Regions from separate parts of the Homo sapiens genome. Here regions 1 and 3 are each linked to region 2. Evidence: read pairs that join two places in POLR2A ChIA-PET (ENCODE). Cell type or tissue: CD4-positive, alpha-beta T cell. All regions are shown on one strand. Region 1 has its middle 6.3 kb from the start of PECAM1. Region 2 overlaps ERN1 (endoplasmic reticulum to nucleus signaling 1). Region 3 overlaps GNA13 (G protein subunit alpha 13).

Region 1 (2,500 bases), 290 kb before region 2:
TTTCTGTGCAGTTAACGAGTCGCTATGTTTCGGATCTGCGTTACTTCCCCGGTATTTGAAGGCAGGAGCACTGCAGGTAGGAATAACTGTGTGTCTGTCCTCCTTCAATTCTGCTTGGCTGAGAAGAAGCGAACAACACCATGGGAGAAACAGGGTCCTGGGTGAGTTTGTTAAGCCTGGTGGGAACTCCTGGGGTCCCTTGGTTATGTAGGAGTCAGTCTCTTGATCAGTTACCAAGAAGCCAAAGCCGTGTGGGAACCTTTGCCTCAACCCAATCAAGGAATCCACCAAGGTCAAGGGGAAGAAGTGAGGAGAAAGGAGAGGCCCACAAACGAATAAAAACCCATTCAATTTACTATATTGAAAAAGGCCAGGCCAGGCATAGTGGCTCATGCCTATAATCCCAGCACTTTGGGAGGCTGAGGCTGGAGGATCTTCTGAGACAAGAAGCTGGATTCCAGCCTGGGCAAGACCCTGTCTCTACAAAAAGTAAAAAATTAGCTGTGCGTGGTGGTGCACACCTGTAGTCCCAGCTACTTGGGAGGCTGAGGTGGGAGGATTGCTTGAGCTCAGGAGTTTGAGGCTGCCGTGAGCCATGATTGTGCCACTGCACTCCAGCCTAGGAGACAGAGTGAGACCCTGTCTCAAAAAAAAGATGTTGGCTGGGTGCGGTGGTTCATGCCTGTAATCTCAGCAGTTTGGGAGGTTGAGGTGGGCGGATTGCTTATGGTCAGGAGTTTGAGACCAGCCTGGCCAACATGGTGACATCCCATCTCTACTAAAAATACAAAAATTAGCTGGGCATGGTGGTGCACACCTGTGATCCCAGCTACTCGGGAGGCTGAGGCAGGAGAGTTGCTTGAACCCAGGAGGCAGAGGTTGCAGCAAGCCAAGATTGCGGCACTGCACTCCAGCCTGGGCCACAGAGCAAGACCCTGTCTCAAAAAAAAAAAAAAAAAAAAAAAAGGCCAGGCGCGGTGGCTCACGCCTGTAATCCCAGCACTTTGGGAGGCCGAGGCGGGCGGATCACGAGGTCAGGAGATCGAGACCATCCTGGCTAACACGGTGAAACCCTGTCTCTACTAAAAATACAAAAAATTAGCCAGGCGTGGTGGCAGGTGCCTGTAATCCCAGCTACTCCAGAGGCTGAGGCAGAGAATTGCTTGAACCTGGGAGGTGGAGGTTGCAGTGAGCCGAGATTGTGCCACTGTGCTCCAGCCTGGGCAACAGAGAGAGACTCTGTCTCAAAAAAAAAAAAAAAAGAAAAAGAAAAAAGACACACCAAAGATAATGATAATAATAATAAAAGGTACATACTGTATGAATCTTTACAAAATTCCAGAACATGGAAACTAATCAGAAAGCAGATCAATCTTTGCAGTGGGGAGGGTGCAGAGGGCAAGGGAGACGAGGGGCATAGGAACCTTTTGGGGGTGGTGGATGTGTCTGCTTCCTTGATTGTGGAGGTTGTTTCATCAGTATACACATGTCAACACTTTTCTGAGTGTATACTTTAAACACAGCTTATTTTATGTCAATTATATAATACTTCATAAAGCTGAACAGAAATTCAATTTCTTAATTAAAATTTTAAAGGTAATACTGCCGGGCACGGTGGCTCCCGCCTGTAATCCCAGCAGTTTGGGAGACCAAGGTGGGTGGGTGGATCACCCGAGGTCAGGAGTTCAAGACCAGTCTGGCCAACACGGTGAAACCCCATCTCTACTAAAAATACGAAAATTAGCTGGGCATGGTGGCACATGCCTGTAGTCCCAGCTACTCAGGAGGCTGAGGCAGGAGAATCACTTGAACCCTGGAGGTGGAGGTTGCAGTGAGCTGAGATAGTGCCACTGCACAACAGCCTGGGCAACAGCGCAAGACTCCATCTCAAAAAAAAAAGAAAAAAGTGAAAGGGTAATACAGTCACATGATTTAAATAACAAAAGTACAGAAAGCTTTACAAAGAAAAGTCCCCAACTGCTCAGTTTCTGCCACCCACCCCTCTGCCACAGATAATAAGAATCCTTTGCATCCTTACTGACTTTCTACAAGTTAATGTTTACCCTCCCCTACTGATTGTAAAGTATTCTAGTCTACTGTAAATAGCAAGTCAAACAAACGTTAATAACCTTAGAGTGTGAGGTAAACCCTGGACAGGCATGCAGTACTCATTTTTGCCTATTTCCAATTTCAGATACTTTTTCTTACATTATGGAAACTATCTGTTCATATTCTTTGCCCATTTTTCTATTGGATTGTTGGTCTTTTCTTTTTCTTCTTCTCTTTTATTTTCTTTCTTTTAATCAGGCAGCCTCCCAAGCCAGAGTAGCTTAGACAGACTCCCGAACTTTTTCTTCTTAATTTATGAGTGTTCTTCACACACTAGGGAAGTTAGCTCTTTGTCCGTGATGTGAGTTGCAAACATTTTTTCCAGTTAGTAGTTTTTCTCTTGACTAATTTTTTTTTTTTTTTTTTTGGCAAAACAGAACTTTTTTTTCAT
Region 2 (2,500 bases):
CTGAAAGTTTAACTCTCTCAGCTGCTTAGTTTGGAAACCACACAGTGCTGTTCAGTTAGGCCTTGGCCTTTTCTGCATCCCAGCTAGACACTTGACTCCCATCCAAAGCAAATGTCATGGTTGCCTTTATTGACTTAATATCAGGAAACATAACAGCCGATAGACTGGTTAGAAGGAACTGTATGGTTGATGGATTATTGCTGACCTACACACAGGTAAACGAAGTATAACAGAATTTGGAATGATTTACTGGTGGACTGAAATCTTTAAAACAGTAAGACTTTTGTTTGTGTCTATGGCTGATGTTTTAATTCAGTTCTGAATGTTCTTCCACAGACAGGAGACTAAAAGTAGTGAAATATTTGTTACTCACTGTTCAGGTGGCTGTATAGAAATCTCCATATTTGGGTATAAGTACTTTGCTGCAGTATGTGTAAATGAGATGAGGGTCAGGGAACAGGGTTTGATTTGAATAAAAATCTGTTTTGTAGGCCAGCCGCTCAAGCCTGTAATCCCAGCACTTTGAGAGGTGAGGCGGGAAGATTGCTTGAGCCCAGGAGTTCAACACCAGCCTGGGCAACATAGTAGGACCCCATCTCTACAAAAAATGAAATAAAAAGCCAGGCATAGTGGTGCATGCTTGTAGTCGCAGCTACTCGGGAGGCTGAGGTGGGAGAATCGCTTGAGCCCAGGAGGTCGAGGCTGCAGTGAGCCATGATTTGTGCTGCTGTACTCCAGCCTGGGTGACAGAGCAAGACCCTGTCTCAAAGAAACAAAACAAAACAAATTTTTTTTGTATCTGTCTTAATTAAGTCTTTACTTAACATAACTTCAAAGATAGTCCTTTGTGAGCGGAGAGTTGAGCCCCTCCTGATCATTGTGAGGCTTTTACTCTGAGGGCTTGCTTTAATCATTGAGAGAGTTTTATGTCATGGACCTTTGCACTTACTGGGCACTGATTTCAGTGTTCTACTGCTTTGGTGAATTTTTGATGTCTTTTTGGCCATGATCGGACAGTCTCCTACTATGTGATGAAATGGTATTAGAAAGCGGTACTCTGCTGGCTGCCTTTATAAAGCAGAGAATCACAAATGCCCAGGCTTTGAGTTTATAGTCTGAGACAGATAATATTGCTGCAAGTAGAAGAATTGTAGACACAGATGTCCTTGTTTTGAATATCCTTTAGTGCCTTTCAAGGGTCTGTGTTATAGAATACCATTTTGAGGTACTTCTTCCTGTTGTTTTGATGTTACTGCACAGGTTGAGTGAGAGAGAGCTTGTGTGTGTGTATAAGAAACCCTGTAGGACTGGTGTCCTATGAGAGAAAGAGACAGCGAGCTTGTGTGTGTGTGTGTGTGTGTGTGTGTGTGTGTGTGTGTGTGTGTGTGTAAGAAACCCTGTAGGACTGGTGTCCTGTTATGGCATGCCAGAAAGTGTCTTACTGGTATTTCTTAAAATCAGCTGATCCATCCTGTGGCTTTCAGCCGGTTATAGCCAGCAGAATAATCCAGTCTATTTGCCATTACTCATTATTAACCCCTACTTTCTTATCCATCTAGACAGCACCCCTCACCACATCCACATGTGTGGTGGATCAGCCTTATCTTGCTTTTTTTGATAGGTGCTTTGGCATAGGCACATTCCCCTGTGTGGCATGCCCTTCCCACCTCCAAGCATGATTGCCAAGGTTAATAATTATAAGCTCTAATTCCTTAGCACATTCTAATCCACTTGAAATCATTATTCTACATTTAGCAACATGCACTTTTAATTGTTCTCAAGATTTCATATGTCCTAACTGGGCAGTAAAACAAAATATCTTGGAAATCTTTCTTATATAATCCTTCTCTCACTTGCATAACTTGTTTCAAGTCTTACCTTTAATACTGTAATATGTATTCAGTAGCCAACTAAAAGGAACCCTTAACGCCAATTTATTGCTTTACCTCTGTGCCAACCATCCAGTAGATTTGAGTCCTGGCAAGGAACCCTGCACTGCAAAAGGCAGCCTGGCTGTTGTTGGCAGGTTGCGGGTTCCAGGAACTGAGGTACACATGGTATTGTATGATATTCTATTGTCCTTGCTCAAATTATGTAAGTATTTTTAGTTTGGAGGAATGGTTTTCTTTCTTTTTTTTTTTTTTGAGTTGGAGTTTTGCTCTTGTCGCCTAGGCTGGACTGGAGTGCAACGGCACCATCTCGGCTCACTGCAACCTCCGCCTCCCAGGTTCAATCGATTCTCCTGCCTCAGCTTCCCAAGTAGCTGGGATTACACCATGCCTGGCTAATTTTTGTATTTTTAGTAGAGACAGGGTTTCACCACGTTGGCCAGGCTGGTCTCGAACTCCTGATCTCAGGTGATCTGCCCACCTTGGCCTCCCAAAATGCTGGGATTACAGGCGTGAGCCACTGTGCCCGGCTGTTTTCTTAACCTTAAATAAATAAAACTAAAGTTGGGATTATGCAATATAACAGTAATCCAATGAACACAGAGGACTAT
Region 3 (2,500 bases), 910 kb before region 2:
AAATCCTTTCCTTTTAATATTTTAGCTGTGCAGAAGAGAGCATTGAATACAAATGTCACTTGTTCAGTAACTGGGTCGATAAGCTGCTAAGCCTCTCTCTGTATGACTATGAATTTAATAGAAATTATTTTCTAACTTTTGTTCTTAGCTTTTCTGTTACCTTCAAGCTTAGGACTCCAGACCCATTTTGTCTTTACAAGCAAAGGATGTTTATAACAAATTATTGTTGTGAAGTGGGGGCAACATTGAAGCCATTCCCAGCTTAGACACCATTTTGTAAAACTCGTAAGAAATATGGTTCGTGGAACCTCATAGACTTCTAATACTCAAAGGGTCACTGAAGCTCACCTAATATTGTTTGTTGACTTTGTCAGTAATAAAGTCTATCTTGGGGCTGGAACCCAGGTACACTGGCTGCTATGCCATTTAAATGGAACTGAAATATCCACAAGGCTAAAGAAATATTGGAACACTTTTCAGAGTGCCATGCTACTTTTACTCTTCAGCCTTACTACAGTAACCTAGAAACTTACCTGTAGTGTTCTGAACAGAGAAAAAAGAGCTAAGGGCCGAATAAAATAATCTTAAGTTTTTAAAGTGTTAACTGTGAAATGAAATTTCTTTGAAATTTTATTTTTAAAATTTCCAGGCCGGTCATGGTGGCTCACACCTATAATCCCAGCACTTTGGGAGGCCGAGACGGGTGGATCACCTGAGGTCAGGAGTTCAAGACCAGCCTGGCCAACATGGGGAAACCCTGTCTCTACTAAAAATACAAAAATTAGCCAGGCGCGGAGGCACACACCTGTAATCCCAGCTACCCCAGAGGCTGAGGCAGGAGAATGGCTTGAACCCGGGAGGTGGAGGTTGTATTGAGCCAAGATCGCGCCATTGCACCCCAGCCTGGGCAACAGATTGAGACCCTGTCTCAAAAAAAAAAAAAATTCCCTTCAGTAACATAAAATGAACTGGGAAAAATATGAGAGCCTCAAGTTACAACCAGCAAAAAGTGAGTCTTAAACCCATAATATTCTTGCACAATACATTAAATCCTTTATTTATTAGCAAAGAACGTGGAAGCAACACCGCTTGAATGAGTCACAACAAAAGCAGATTTAGGATTAACAAACACATGGCCTATGAGGAAAGGAGAACTTAACTTGAAATCAGTGGAACTAACTGAAATTGTTGCACAGGGCAGAACTTAAGCGGTTGGTTATCCATTGAACCACTGAACTTCTTCATGTAACTCTGGGGGAAATGGAGACCTGGAGGAGTTTAGAGACTTGGCCAGATCACTCCTTGTTAGAGAAAGGACTGAAATTCACATCTGTTCCTTAACATTAATATTAGAAAACAAGAAGACTTTGATCACTTCTGAAATTGTTAAGAAAAAAATATTGAAGGGTAACTTCCTCCCAGTAATTCATATTTTATCTGCCAGACACTTTAGGAAGGTAGGAGGAGAGGATACCAGTTGCCTCGTACTGAGCTTTGTATAAAATTTGAATGAGGACACTAAACACAAAAAGAAGTGATCAGAAGCTGTTGAGCTTATTGAGTCCAGAGACATCATCATTTGTTTCCATGTCTTCCGTTTTTATTTTTTTAATTTTTCTGTTTTTAATTTTTGTGGGCACATAATAGATTCATATATTTCTGGCGTACATGAGCTGTTTTGATAGAGGCATGCAATGCGTAATAATCACTCATGGAAGATAGGGTATCTCTCCCTTCAGGCATTTATCCTTTATGTTACAAACAATCCAATTATACTCTTTTGGTTATTTCTAAATGTACACTTAAATTATTAGTGACTATAGTCACCCTGTTGTGCTATCAAATACTGGTCCATATTCATTCACTTTAACTATCTTTTGTACCTATTAGCCGTCCCCACCTCCTGCCACCCCAACCCTTGCTGCCCTTCCCAGCCTTTGGTAACCATCCTTCTTTCTATCTCCATGGGTTCAATTGCTTTGATTTTTAGCTCCTACCAATAAGTGATAGCATGCAATGTTTGTCTTTTTGTGTCTGTCTTACTTCACTTAACATAGTGACCTACACTTCCATATATGTTGTTGCAAATGACTGAATCTCATTCTTTTTTATAGCTAAATAGGACACCATTCTGTATGTGTATCACATTTTCTTTACCCATTCATCTGTTGATGGACACTTAGGCTGCTTCCAAATCTTGGCTTTTGTGAAGAGTGCAGCAGTAAACGTGGGGGTGCAGATATCTCTCTCCTCCATATACTCATTTCCTTTCTTTTGGGTATATACCTAGCAGTGCCATTGCTGGATCATATTGTGTGATCTTGAGACCAAAAAATTATAGAACTGCTACTTTCAAGCTTTGTGACTCAAAGTGTGGTCCCAGGCACTCCTTGAATTGCAGAAACTGGGGTCCCACCCAGACCTACTAAACCGGAGCCTGCAGTGTGAGGAGATCTTCACATGATGCCCAGGCATACTAAATGAGGTGCTGCTTCAGGAA

What was found. Peaks named below come from ENCODE experiments on the same cell type or tissue, not always from the same donor. Only the 100,000 strongest peaks of a DNase experiment are listed, where the experiment ranks them.
Region 1: POLR2A ChIA-PET joins it to region 2 with 8 read pairs; 2 of 35 experiments call an interaction of 5 or more read pairs at or near these places.
Region 3: POLR2A ChIA-PET joins it to region 2 with 9 read pairs; 1 of 35 experiments calls an interaction of 5 or more read pairs at or near these places.

What each region holds. Positions count from the first base shown.
Region 1 is chr17:64,395,890-64,398,389 of GRCh38, reverse strand. No RefSeq gene overlaps it. Among named protein-coding and RNA genes, the nearest start is that of PECAM1, 6.3 kb to the right of the region's middle. In CD4-positive, alpha-beta T cell, no CTCF peak of the experiment used is centred here; no DNase peak of the experiment used is centred here; H3K4me3 peaks cover 2,009 bases.
Region 2 is chr17:64,105,605-64,108,104 of GRCh38, reverse strand. The region is part of intron 1 of ERN1 (endoplasmic reticulum to nucleus signaling 1); the gene reads left to right. Among named protein-coding and RNA genes, the nearest start is that of ERN1, 23 kb to the left of the region's middle. In CD4-positive, alpha-beta T cell, no CTCF peak of the experiment used is centred here; a DNase peak (open chromatin) is centred at 1,344; H3K27ac peaks cover 937 bases.
Region 3 is chr17:65,019,099-65,021,598 of GRCh38, reverse strand. The region is part of intron 2 of GNA13 (G protein subunit alpha 13); the gene reads left to right. Among named protein-coding and RNA genes, the nearest start is that of GNA13, 36 kb to the left of the region's middle. In CD4-positive, alpha-beta T cell, no CTCF peak of the experiment used is centred here; a DNase peak (open chromatin) is centred at 1,118.